Linked DNA regions of Homo sapiens: region 1 is linked to region 2. Evidence: chromatin contacts called from ENCODE Hi-C or POLR2A ChIA-PET data. All regions are on one chromosome and are shown on one strand. Each heading gives the region's core, a stretch centred on a gene start or an enhancer-like site at or near the end of the contact. The rest is flanking DNA. Distances are from core to core; before and after follow the strand shown. Region 1 holds the start of ABCC10 (ATP binding cassette subfamily C member 10). Region 2 has its middle 16 kb from the start of BICRAL.

Region 1 (6,590 bases), core at 2,754-5,253, 660 kb before region 2:
ACCAAAAATGCAAAAATTAGCCAGGCATGGTGGCAGGCACCTGCAATCCCAGCTACTCAGGAGGCTGAGGCAGGAGAATCGCTTGAATCTGGGAGATGGAGGTTGCAGTGAGCTGAGATCACGCCAATGCACTCCAGCCTGGGTGACAGGGGAAGACTCCGTCTCAGGAAAAAAAAGAAAATCCAAAGTTTTCATGCAGATAACTGATAAAGGGTACATATTCATTTTTACAAAAGGATCCACCTAACAGTACCCTTAAATTCACCTGAAGCACTATTAAATGAATAAAAATCGGACTTACATACAGCTTTTATATTCTAATATGGTAGCCTAAACTTTATAAAGGCTTGGAATATTCTACTCTCTTTCCACTGATTATAGAAGGTGGTGTGGATTGCTTTTGCGACTCCTTTAGCTAAAGAAAAATATCTCTTTTTGCTTGTGTTTATATCTTCTTGGCATAAAAAAATGTTTTTAATAAACAAAAGGTGATCTGTCTGCATTAAGAATCAAATACAGGGGCTGGTCACAGTGGCTTATGCCCGTAATCCCAGCACTTTGGGAGGCTGAAGCAGGCAGATCACTTGAGATCAGCAGTTTGAGACCAGCCTGGCCAACATGGTAAAACCCGGTCTCTAATAAAAATACAAAAATTAGCAGGGAATGGTGGCACACACCTGTAATCCCAGCTACTTTGGGACACTGAGGCACGAGAATCGCTTGAACCTGGGAGGCGGAGGTTGCAGTGAGCTGAGATCGTGCCACTGTACTCCAGCCTGGGTGACAAAGAGAGACTCTGTCCAAAAAAAAAAAAAAGAATCAAATACAGGAAAACGTATCTGCAGCAGTGAGTATCAGGATGTCTTGAAAGTTCATACAAAAAGAGGACTGAGTCTGTTACACCCTTTGTGGCACGGCTAGGTTACTAAAAAAGTTTACTTGTAAGCTAAAATGCAGAGTCTTGCTCTGTCGCCAGGCTGGAGCGCAATGGCGTGATCTCAGCTCGCTGCAACCTCCGCCTCCCAGGTTCAAGCGATTCCCCTGCCTCAGCCTCCCGAGTAGCTGGGGGTTTTCTTAAAAGTCCACCTGATGACAGTTATTTGTAGGGATTTAGATGGGAATAAAAAATCAGCCTTTAAGAATTCTATTTCTGGGCTGGGCATGGTGGCTCAAGCCTGTAATCCCAGCACTTTGGGAGGCAGAGGCAGGTGGATCACTTGAGGCCAGGAGTTCAAGACCAGCCTGTGTAACACAGTGAAACTCCATCTCTAGTAAAAATACGAAAACTGGCCAGGCATGGTGGCACATGCCTGTAGTCTCAGCTACTCTGGAGGCTAAGGCAGGAGAATCGCTTGAACCCAAGAGGTGGAGGTTGCAGTGGGCCGAGATCGTGCCACTGCTCTCCAGCCTGGGTGACAGAGTAAGACCCTGTCTCAAAGAAAAAAAAAATTTTTTTCTATTTCTGGCTGGGCATGGTGGCTCACATTTGTAAACCCAGAACTTTAGGAGGCTGAGGCAGAAGGATTGCTTGAGCCCAAGAGTTCAAGACCAGCCTGGACAACAAAGCAAGGCCTTGTCTCTACTAAAAATAATTTTTTCTTTTTGAGACAGAGTCTCGCTTTGTCGTCCAGGCTGGAGTGCAGTGGTGCAATCTTGGCGCACCACAACCTCTGCCTCCTGGGTTCAAGCGATTCAAGATGGGGTTTCACCATGTTGACCAGGCTGGTTTCAAACTCCTGACCTCCAGTGATCTGCCTGTCTCAGCCTCCCAAAGTGCTGGGATTACAGGCATGAGCCACTGGGCCCGGCCAATTTTTTGTATTTTTAGTAGAGATGGCATTCTGCCACGTTGGCAGGCTGGTCTCGAACTCCTGGCCTCCTACAGTGCTGGCATTACAGGCTTGAGCCACTGCACCCGGCCTATTAAAAATAATTTTTAAAAAAATTAGCCAGGTGTGGTGGCATGCACTTGTGGCCCCAGCAAATCAAAAGGCTGAGGTGAGAGGTTGCTGGAGCCCAGGAGGTTGAGGCTGCAGTGAACTGTGATTGCACCACTGTACTTCAGCCTGGGCAACAGAGGGAGACGCTGCCTCAAAAAACAAAACAACAATAACAATCCCCCCTCCCCCCCGCCACACACACACACACACACACACACACACACACACACAAGAAAGAAAAGAAAGAAAGAAAAGAAAGAAGGAAAAGAAAAAAATATATATATTTCCTAAGATGTGGGGACCCAAGAAAGAACACTGGGCCCTTGGAGGCATAAACTGGCCCCAAGTTGGCCATCAACCAGCCTCATCACCCCTTCAAGTCTCTTTTCCTCTCTGAATCTCACTTTCCTCACCAGTATGGTGAGCAGTGAGTCTCAAGTTAAAGCCTTCTGAGGCCCTTTCCTGTCTTAGATTCTCGATCTCTCTAACCCTTCTCAGCAACACACACAAGGCTGATAAGTGAAGTGAAGCACAATTTCTATTGATCACATGATGGTCTTTCTTGCTTTCCCAGGGGGCGGATGAATCCCTTCCTTGGATAGGAGAAGCTGTGTATCCGCTTGGTCTGGGAGGAATCCTGATTTGTTTCTTACACAGAGACAAAAGTCTAGAAGGGTTTAATCACCTAGCATAGACAGCCTTCTCAGAAGAGCAGCTATTAAAAATTGGCACAGTCTTTTGGGAACTCAGTCTAATGAGAAAGCAAGAAAGACCTCTTGGATAGAGACACTTCCCCCCATCAGACTAGGAACTCCCAAAGGCAGAGACCACACCGTCCTCCTATCTTCTCGGCAGCCAGAATGAGACTAACTTTAGTCATCTCTAGCCATACAAGAACTAAATACAAAATCAAGTTGAGTTTAGCATCCACACCTTATAGCCCTTAATTGGGGAAGGCTTAATGTTTGATTTTGCTCTTCTTGTCTATCTACTGCTTCCTCTTCAGCTGAGCCTAGGTATGCTTTTCTTAATCTGGAAACACTAAGGTTTCATGGGTTGCAGTGGTGAGAAACTGAGCCTACAACTTAAACACATCATCGCTTTTGGCTAAAAACGTTGTTCCCCCAATTCTGCCTCCAATTCATGACAGCTGAGTCCGGGTAGCTGAAAATGGACAATTCTGATGATTTCTGATACTCATCGGACCTTTAAAAACATGCCAGGCGCTGCACTATATGCTTAAATTCATTATCTCATTTAAACCTCCCAACAATGAGACTCAGAGAAGGCAGGTACTTGCCCAAGAACAGCCACATTGCTGCTAAGTAGCAATGCTTAGATTTTATTCTACTTCTGCCCTACTCCAGAGACCTCGCTATTCTGGTGACACTGCCGGAAGATGTAGGCCGCGGGTGAGATCTGCAGGCACACATGGACAGATGCCTTGCGCCCGTCTCTACCCACCTCGGGGTGCCCAAGTAACAGGCACTGAGCACGGCGAGGAGCGCGTGGGGCAGGGCGCTGAGCACCAGCTGGGTGAAGCAGTGGCCTGTGGTGTCCCCCTCCCACAGCGGGAGCGGCCACGCTGCGCTGCTGCCGCACAGCTGGGCCAGAAGTCGTTCCATGGACGCCTCACCTGAAGGGAAAGTTGAGGGTGACGGCTGTGCAGGGTAACAGCCGGCTTTGCCTGCACTTCCCAGCCGGGTCTCCCTGTCTCCAGCCCCGCCCTGGAACCGGGACCGCCCGTCGCTTCCGCCCCGAAGCCAGACCCCGCCCATTCTCGCGGTACCAAGGGTAAAAACGGGAGGAGGTTTCCCCAGTGGATTTCTGGACGCTGGTCACCCACCTTGCCATCTGTTTTTCCCCTCCCGTTTCTCCGCCCCCAGGCATCCGGAACCTCAAACCTGAAGAAGCTGCTGTGCACCGGATTCCGATATCCTGAGAACTGGTGTATGCAAAAAAAAAAAAAGTACTGCCCGGCCGGGGTGCTGGGCCCGCCCCGGCTGGCACCCCACCTAGAGGTTGGAAGACCTAGCCGGCGCTATTCGCCACGCCCATATGCTGGTAGCTGCACGCATGTGCACTGCTCTCTGCTTCGGCTGGCCTTTGCACGCAGGCGCGCTGGTGCAGACGCACAGTTGCGTTTTGGTACGCTTTTGTGGCCTGACTTGCGTTAAGGATCCATCCCTCCCTTAGTGCAACGTCATTTATAACCTCTCACGTGGAGTATTCGCTCACAACTGTGTAAGCTTACTAGTTGGCACAAGCATTGCAATCTCCATTTCTTGAAGAGGTGGGGAGCCGGGCACGGTTGCGCGCCTCGGTAGTCCCTGCGCGCCCGTAGTCTCTGCGCGCCGGTAGATCCCAGGAGGATGGCCTGAGCCCAGGAGTTCGAGAACAGTCCAAGCAGCATAGCGAGACCCCAGTCTCAGATAGATAGATGGATGGATGGAAATTCAAACATACCTGCCCCACGGACAAATAATGCCATTTTGGGACACACTGTTTTCCCTTATTATTCTAGGGCTGCATGACCTTGGACAAGTTACCTAACTTTTTTGAGCCTCAACTTTTTTTTGGGGGGGGGACGGAGTCTCGCTCTGTCACCAGGCTGGAGTGCAGTGGCACAATCTCGGTTCACTGCAACCTCCGCCTCCCGGGTTAAAGCGATTCTCCTGCCTCAGCCTCCCGAGTAGCTGGGACTACAGGCGCGCGCAACCACGCCCAGCCAATTTTTTTGTTCGTATTTTTAGTAGAGACGGGGTTTCACCATGTTGGCAAGGATGGTCTCGATCTCCTGACCTCGTGATCCGTCCGCCTTGGCCTTCCGAAGAGCCGGGATTACAGGCGTGAGCCACCACCCCGGCCGAGCCTCAACTTCTTTATTTGTACAACAGGGACAATACCAATACTAAAGTACTGTTGAGAGAGTTGAATAATTAATTTAGAGTGCTTAGGGCAAGTGCTTTGCCTAGGGTAGTCCTCCAATAAATCTTTTAAGGAAGCAGTGGGAAGAACATAACCTTTATAATTATACGGACCTGGGTTTGAATGCTTTTAGCAGAGGGATGTTGGGCAGGTTACTTCTGCATCTTTATTTTATTATGTTTGTCAGGCATGGTGTTGGTATCCGCCTTTACATAGGTGTGTACAGTGCTTGAAGAAGAAAAGCTAAACAAATGACAATTATGGTTATCCCACTTAATCTCAGTAAGAAGCCCCATATCCCTCAACGTCAAGAATTAATTTTCCTATTTTTAAAAACTAAGAGATGTAGGTTTGCATTTCACAATCTTTAGTAATTAATTAACAGAGTCTTGCTACCTGGCCCAGGCTGGTCTTGAACTCCTGGCCTCAGGTGATGCGCTTGCCTTGGCCTCCCAAAGTGCTGGGATTATAGGTGTGAGCCACTGCACCTGGCCAGGCTCCACTTCTAATTCTAATTCACTTGCTGTTTCCATCACATCTGCAGTTACTTCCTCCACTGATGTCTTGAAGGTCCATCCGTGAAGGTTGGAATCAGCTTCTTCCAAACTTCTGTTAATGTTGATATACGTTGTCCTCCTCCCATGAATCCCATGAATCACAGTTTTTTATTTATTTATTTATTTATTTTTATTGATCATTCTTGGGTGTTTCTCGCAGAAGGGGATTTGGCAGGGTCATAAGACAATAGTGGAGGGAAGGTCAGCAGATAAACAAGTGAACAAAGGTCTCTGGTTTTCCTAGGCAGAGGACCCTGCGGCCTTCCGCAGTGTTTGTGTCCCTGGGTACTTGAGATTAGGGAGTGGTGATGACTCTTAACGAGCATGCTGCCATCAAGCATCTGTTTAACAAAGCACTTGCACCGCCCTTAATCCATTTAACCCTCAGCGGACACAGCACATGTTTCAGAGAGCAGGGGGTTGGGGGTAAGGTCATATATTAACAGCATTCCAAGGCAGAAGAATTTTTCTTAGTACAGAACAAAATGGAGTCTCCTATGTCTACTTCTTTCTACACAGACACAGCAACAATCTGATTTCTCTATCTTTTCCCCACATTTCCCCCTTTTCTATTCGACAAAACCACCATCGTCATCATGGCCCGTTCTCAATGAGCTGTTGGGTACACCTCCCAGATGGGGTGGCGGCCGGGCAGAGGGGCTCATCACTTCCCAGAAGGGGCGGCCGGACAGAGGCGCCCCCCACCTCCAGGACAGGGCAGCTGGCCGGGCGGAGGCGCCCCCCCCCACCTCCTGGACGGGGCAGCTAGCCGGGCGGGGGCTGCCCCCCACCTCCCGGACGGGGCAGCTGCCAGGCGGAGACGCTCCTCACTTCCCAGACAGGGCAGCTGCCGGGCGGAGGGGCTCCTCACTTCTCAGACGGGGCGGCTGCTGGGCGGAGGGGCTCCTCACTTCTCAGACGGGGCGGCCGGGCAGAGACGCTCCTCATCTCCCAGACGGGGCGGCGGGGCAGAGGCGCTCCCCACATCTCAGACGATGGGCGGCCGGGCAGAGACGCTCCTCACTTCCTAGACGGGATGGCGGCCAGGCAGAGGCTGCAATCTCGGCACTTTGGGAGGCCAAGGCAGGCGGCTGGGAGGTGGAGGTTGTAGCCAGCCGAGATCACGCCACTGCACTCCAGCCTGGGCAACATTGAGCACTGAGTG
Region 2 (6,748 bases), core at 1,881-4,380:
CCCAGACAGTGAGCTTGATGCTCTAGGACAGACTCTGTGTCATGTAGCTCCCAGTCCCGGCACTTGGCACACAGTAGGCACTAAAGGAATGTTTCTTGACCAGATATGGTAACTAACTTCCAAGATGGCCCCTAGCAAGCCTCACCTCCTGGTATTCTCACCTTTGTGCATCCTCCCTCCTACTGTGTACCAGGGTTGGTTTGGGTGACCAATAGGATAGGGCAGAAGCTTCCCATCTTGGGTGCTCTCTGGATCGCTCACTCTGGGAGAAGCTGGCTGCCATGTCATGAGGACACTCAGAGAGTCTATGGACAGACCCATGTGGTGAGGAACTGAAGTCTCCAGCCAATAGCTAATAGCTTAGGCATCCTGCTGGTAGCCAGACCGCCTCACGGGTGAGCTTGGAAACAGATCATCCCCAGCCTACCCTTCACAGTACTGCAGCCCCAGGGGCCAGCTTAACTATAAACTCATGAGAGACCCTGAGACAAAAACACTCAACTAAGCTCTTCTTGCATTCCTGACCCACAGAACTGTGACGTAATAAATGCTTGCTGTTTTAAGCTGCTACATTTTAGGGTGCCTTGTTATATAGTCATAGACAACCAATACACTGGGTTAACATGAAGTCCAGAAACGTTTAAAATATATTAGAGTTACCCATTCTTTACTACTATTTTGTTTTTTCTCAAAGCATCTGTCACATCACATCTTTAGCCTGCTTAGAGAACGACATCTGACCCAACCTGGGCCATTAGGATCCTCTCTTCTGGGTATTAGCACTTGGGACACAGAGACTGGGTCAGCTGTGAGGAGCAGACTACAAGGCTAGAAAGCCTAGGGGGCAATGCCACCATTTTGGAGAAGTGGTAATGGGGCCCATGTAAGTGCACGGCCTCAGAAGGACCAGTGATTGGGGTAGAGGGGAAGAAAGCAGATTCTCACTGGGCATGGAGGGGAGAAGGGAGGAGAAAGTGCCTGATTGATATCTGAGTCCCCTGAGGCCTGGCTGGCTTTCTAGCTTTGGAGTTGGAATATTTCCTTTCCTTACGATTATTCCTCATTCTACCTGCTAATCTGAGCAAGCTCACTTTCTTGCAAACCAAAGATCCTGGAATATGCTGGCCAGCTTCTGTCCAGTGCTGGCCAGAGAAGCAGCTCCTCCTTTTGTGGCAGGCCAAGTATCTCTCCAGAGAGAACAACAACCCACCAAAGATTAAGCTTTAGTATTACTGCTATGTAAAAACTACTATCGATGGGGTAAAAGGTCCTCTCAGACCATCCAACTCCTTTTGCCTTCACTTCACTTTCAGCCAGTAATCTTTTGATTATTAATGGACTTCACTTTTAAAAGTAGTGTTCCGGCCAGCTGACCTAATCATTCCAGTGGTTGGTAAGTTCATGCCCATTATAAATTCACAGATTGGCTTTCGAAGACAAATCATTCTTGAGTAACCTCAATTTCATTTCCACTGCTCTCAGTCAAGCCCTGTCATTTATCCAGTGAAACATTACAATAGCCTCCCAATGGCACTTCCCCTACTCCAATCCATTCTCTTCACCTTCTTCTAAAACACAAATCTGATGCCTCACTCCCTGCTCTAAACCATCTGACAGGTCCCCAAGCACCCTCAGAATGACTGGCATCTCCAGCCCCATCTTCCACCACGCCTCCTCCATGCTGCTCCAGACCACTCTCCACTCTTGCCATGCGGTGTTATTCCCAAGTTTCTCAATTGGTGTCCACCCAGCTCTGCCTGTGTTCTTCCTGTTGCCTGGTGTTCCTTTCCTATGGACACCTCCCCTGCCTTCCCACTTTTCCCACCCTCCTGTTTCCTCTGTACTTCCATAGAACTTCCTTCCTCCTTGATAACACACAGTATGGTCAGCTTGACTAATAATTACTTGTCCTGTCTGTCCCTGGATTGTAAGCCTCAAGGAGATGAAGACTACACTTTGTTCATTTTTATACTTCCCTTCTCCCCAGGGCCAACTACAGTAGCTTGCATCAATATGTTAAGCTAACATTTCTTGCGTCTTTACCATATCAAGCCACCTGGCTGGTGTTGCAGGTAGCAGACACTCAACAAACACCCACTGGATTAAAGTCAGTCAGGGTGGCATGGACAAGTGTTCCCTGGACCTAATGATGTTCAGATGAGATGCCCATCTATCATCTGTGTTTGCAGAGCTGAGACAGCAGAGTTAGACTCATGGTGGCATCCATGGTGAGGCAATGAATGAATCTCAGCCTAGCCTTTTACAAAAAAACTTTTACATGAGGCATAATTTCTCATTTAAAATTAAATGACATTAATTAATAATTAAATGACATAAATAGAAAACAAAAAAAAGCACTGGAATTAATAAGCAAACAGACAAATCCACACACATACAACACAGTTTTTCCTCTTTTTAAACAATTAATTAAGTTGACATTCCTCTCTCCTCTTTTCTTTCTCTTTCTTTCTTTGAGACAGAGGCTTAACTCTGTCGCCCAGGCTGGAGTGCAGTGGCACAATCTTGGCTCACTACAACCTCTGCCTCCCAGGTTCAATCTATTCTTCTTCTTTTTTTTTTTTTTTTGAGATGGAGTCTCACTCTGTTGCCCAGGCTGGAGTACAGTGGCGCCATCTCAGCTCACTGCAAGCTCCGCCTTCCGGGTTCACGCCATTCTCCTGCCTCAGCCTCGCGAGTAGCTGGGACTACAGACGCCTGCCACCACGCCCGGCTAATTTTTTGTATTTTTAGTAGAGACGAGGTTTCACTGTGTTAGCCAGGATGGTCTCGATCTCCTGACCTCATGATCCGCCCGCCTTGGCCTCCCAAAGTGCTGGGATTACAGGTGTGAGCCACGGCACCCGGCACAATCAATTCTTCTGTTTCAGACTCCCGAGTAGCTCGGATTACTGGTGCTCACCACCACACCCAGCTAATTTTTGTATTTTTAGCAGAGATGGGGTTTCACCATGTTGGCCAGGCTGGTCTCAAACTGCTAACCTCAAGTGATCCACCCGCTCGGCCTCCCAAAGTGCTATTACAGGCGTGACCCACTGTGCCAGGCCTCTTTCTCTTTCTACAATTGCAATTATGACTCACAAGCACATTACAGGATGCTAAGTTTAGATGAACAAATATTAGAGAATGGCATGGGAGTGGATTCCCCAGTTAGCCAGTTTGCGTGTTTCAGAGCTAAGGCATGTGGGTCAATCCACAGGTGACTTTATTGTAGTTCTTTCAAAAGAGTCAGCATCTACACATGAAGGTAGAAGCAGAATCTGGTCCTGATTTTCCCACTGACGATCCTTGTCCTGGCTCCAACTCTTCATCTCTCTCTCTTACCCCCAAGATTTGTGGAAAAGCCCCAGCTCTGGGCAAACTTGAGACTGATGACACAATCCTAAAGAACTTGACTACTCAGATAATATCAGAGAACTTTACAAAGTCACTCCTAAAGCAATTGATGAAAAAGTACCGGAAGGCTGGGCATGGTGGCTCACATCTGCATTCCCAGCACTTTGGGAAGCTAAGGTGGATGGATAGCTTGAGCCCAGGAGTTCGAGACCAGCCTGGGCAAAATCCTGTCTCTACCAGAAATACAAAAATTAGCCAGTCTTATAACCTGGTCTCAAAAGAAATAAATAGAAAACAAAAACAAAAAGCACTGGAATTAGTAGCAAACAAACAAATCCCCACATATACAATATAGTTTTTCCTCTTTTTAAACGATTTCTACACACTAAGTTTCTATCTTCCACAGGCTATATAATCAATCATTATATATTGCCTCAAATCAATGCTCACCCCTACAGGTTCTTAAAAAAAAAGCAGCAAATAATATTGCCTTGATCCCTGACAGCCTGTAGAGCTACCAACAAGAGAGCACCAGGAATCGCCCACTTGTACGATACATGAAGTCCTACAGTGGCTCTGGCTTTCTGGGGAACTCACACCTTTATCAAGAGCCTATATTTTCCTTGGCTTATGTTTGCAACACACATTTCACTCAAGCTTCACCTTTCACTTCATCATCATTCTTCAGATGAAAAGAGTTTCTATTACCTGAAGGGAATTACTCTGTGAAGACAAAGAACAGAAAAAAATAGCATGCATGCCATGTTTAAACACATACATGGAGCAGGGGGCGTGGCTTGCTCACTAGCTCAATGACTGTCTCCCTCCCCACAAGCCTCCTAGGATGTACTTGAATTTGCGCCTCAGCAAATTTCAAATTACTACATGTCATGGACCACTGGGATCTCTCCCAGAGAGAACTCCCAATTGTCAGAGCTACAAATCCCTGGCAACATAGCCCTGTTACGCATTCACATTCCTAAATGTTTCCTGCCATTATTCCGTCCTCCAAATCAGCCTCTTTCACTGTTTAGCAATAATAATGCAACTTTGTAATAGTTACTTTGTAAAAGCAAACTTTCATTATTATTACCAACTACAGAAGGGAAAAGTCTCTGCAGCACAAATAGGTTCTCACTTGACAAGACATTTCACAGGAGTTGGCTCAGCATGCATAGTTCCTTATTGCTACAGCGTTGTAATGACACAAAGACAGCTCTTTATCCAATTCAACAAACACTTCTGAGCCCCATAAAGTGCAAGGCATCATTTATTCACAAAACGTTTTTCTAACATTTTTAAAACATAACCTAGGCCGGGCGTGGTCGCTCATGCCTGTAATCCCAGCACTTTGGGAGGTTGAGGCGGGTGGATCACAAGGTCAGGAGATCAAGACCATCCTGGCTAATACGGTAAAATCCCGTCTCTACTAAAAATACAAAAACTTAGCCAGGCGTGGTGGCACACGCCTGTAGTACCAGTTACTCGGGAGGCTGAGGCAGGAGAATGGCATGAACCCGGGAGGCAGAGCTTGCAAGTGAGCTGAGATCGCACCACTGCATTCCAGCCTGGGTGACAAAGCAAGACTCCGTCTCAAAAAAACAAACAAACAAAAGACCCCATAACCTATAAAAAGAATACAACCTATCTCTCAAGTCGTGTATGTGTATATATAGAATACAGTTACATAATATAAATCTATATATGCAACACAAAACTCTTTTTTTTTTTTTTAAGACAGAGTCTTACTCTGCTGCCCAGGTGCAATCATGGCTCACTGCAGCCTCAACTTCCCAGGCTCAGGTGATCCTCCAACCTCAGCCTCTGGAGTAGCTGGGACTACAGGCACGTGCCACCACACCTGGCTAATTTTTTTTATTTTTGTGGAGACGAGGTTACGCCATGTTGCCTAGGCTGGTCTTGAACTCCTAGGCTCAAGCAATCCTCCCACCCACCTCCGCCTCCCAAAGTGCTGGGATTACAGGTGTGGGCCACTGTGCCCGACAGACATTTTTGTTTTTTTTTTTTCGGAAACAAAGTCTTGCTCTGTCGCCCAGGCTGGAGTACAGTGGCATGATCTTGGCTCACTGCAACCTCTGCCTCCCAGGTTCAAGTGATTCTCCTGCCTCAGCCTCCCGAGTAGCTGGGACTACAGGCGCGTGCCACCACACCCGGCTAATTTTTGTATTTTTAGTAGAGACAGGGTTTCACCATGTTGGCCAGGCTGGTCTTGAACTCCTGACCTCAGGTGATCTGCCCGCCTCGGCCTCCCAAAGTGCTGGGATTACAGGTGTGAGCCACTGTGCCCAGCCTTGGCAGACATTTAATATGCTATTTTCTTTTGTCTTTTTTTTTTTTTTTTAATGCACTAAATGCATTTCATGACCTCACTGGCTTGGTACCTGCATTTTGAAAACGCTCGTTTTTTTTGTTTGTTTTTTGTTTTTTTCTGAGACAGAGTCTCACTCTGTTGCTCAGGCTGGAGTGCAGTGGTGTAATCTTGGCTCACTGCAACCTCCACCTCCCGGGTTGAAGTGATTCTCTTGCCTTAGCCTCCCAAGTACCTGGGATTACAGGCACATGCCACCATGCCCAGCTAATTTTTACATTTTTAGTAGAGATGGGGTTTCACCATGTCAGCCAGGCTGGTCTTGAACTCCTGACCTCAAGTGATCCGCTTGCCTTAGCCTCCCAAAGTGCTGAAATTACAGGTGTGAGCCACCGCACCCAGCTGAAAACACTGGTTTGTAGTATTTCAAGAAAAGCGGCACATCATAGCAAACAATAAAATCCTACCTAAAGAAGATAACCTTAAAAATTCTAGGCAGAAGAATAATTTTTTGCTTCTTATTTAACTTTCAACTGCCAGGACATTTTAAAAGTATTTGAACTCAGTGAATGAGCATTTATATAAAAGCTTTTAAACGATCTCCAAATCTTTATCCTTTATCCTGAAGAACCTGAGACAGAAAAAGTAATCCTCTTCCCAATCTGTATTAAAGACTTACATCTGTGTCTTTTAAGAAATCTTAAACCTGTTCTTGCTTCAAATGATTACCCTCCTGGCAAGATTACCATGAAGATTAAATGAGATAATATAAGTGAAGTACCTCGTGGTTCCTGCTATGATTCAGGTTATTGGGTTATCTTTTCTTGAAAATGCTTGATCTGTTTGACCTTTGGGCTCATTCACCCAGAGAATCTGTTCTACTGGACAATAAGGGGCAGAGGCTCCCTCGAGGAGTTTACTAGCTCTATCAGTAAGAATAAATATCATTACAATCTAAGGTTCAAGAGTGCCAGGCTATTTCATTTATTCATTCAATAGATTTTTTTTTTTTTTTGAGACAGAGTCTCACTCTGTTACCCAAGCTGGAGTGCAGTGGGTATGATC

What was found. A loop is a pair of places that touch in the nucleus more often than their neighbours do. ChIA-PET counts read pairs that join two places held with the same protein, here RNA polymerase II (POLR2A). Pooled maps may share reads with other maps.
Region 1: POLR2A ChIA-PET joins it to region 2 with 19 read pairs in OCI-LY7. The contact joins the promoter of ABCC10 here to the enhancer-like site in region 2. A Hi-C loop is called at or near these places in 7 of 50 pooled maps. POLR2A ChIA-PET finds 5 or more read pairs at or near these places in 3 of 52 experiments (OCI-LY7, SK-N-SH and WTC11).

Annotation. Positions count from the first base shown.
Region 1 is chr6:43,424,954-43,431,543 of GRCh38, reverse strand. It overlaps ABCC10 (ATP binding cassette subfamily C member 10), which reads right to left and starts at 4,003. Exons shown (of 22, transcript NM_001198934.2): 1 at 3,787-4,003; 2 at 3,405-3,576. The coding sequence starts at 3,565. It overlaps LOC105375065 (a long non-coding RNA gene), which reads right to left. Exons shown (of 6, transcript XR_007059585.1): 6 at 5,530-6,590. RefSeq lists enhancers at 3,357-3,426, 5,528-6,049.
Region 2 is chr6:42,762,878-42,769,625 of GRCh38, reverse strand. It overlaps a transcript of BICRAL not described here. Among named protein-coding and RNA genes, the nearest start is that of BICRAL, 16 kb to the left of the region's middle. Within about 2 kb of position 3,130, at least 6 of the 41 ENCODE cell types and tissues checked have a DNase peak (open chromatin) inside an H3K27ac peak, as active enhancers do.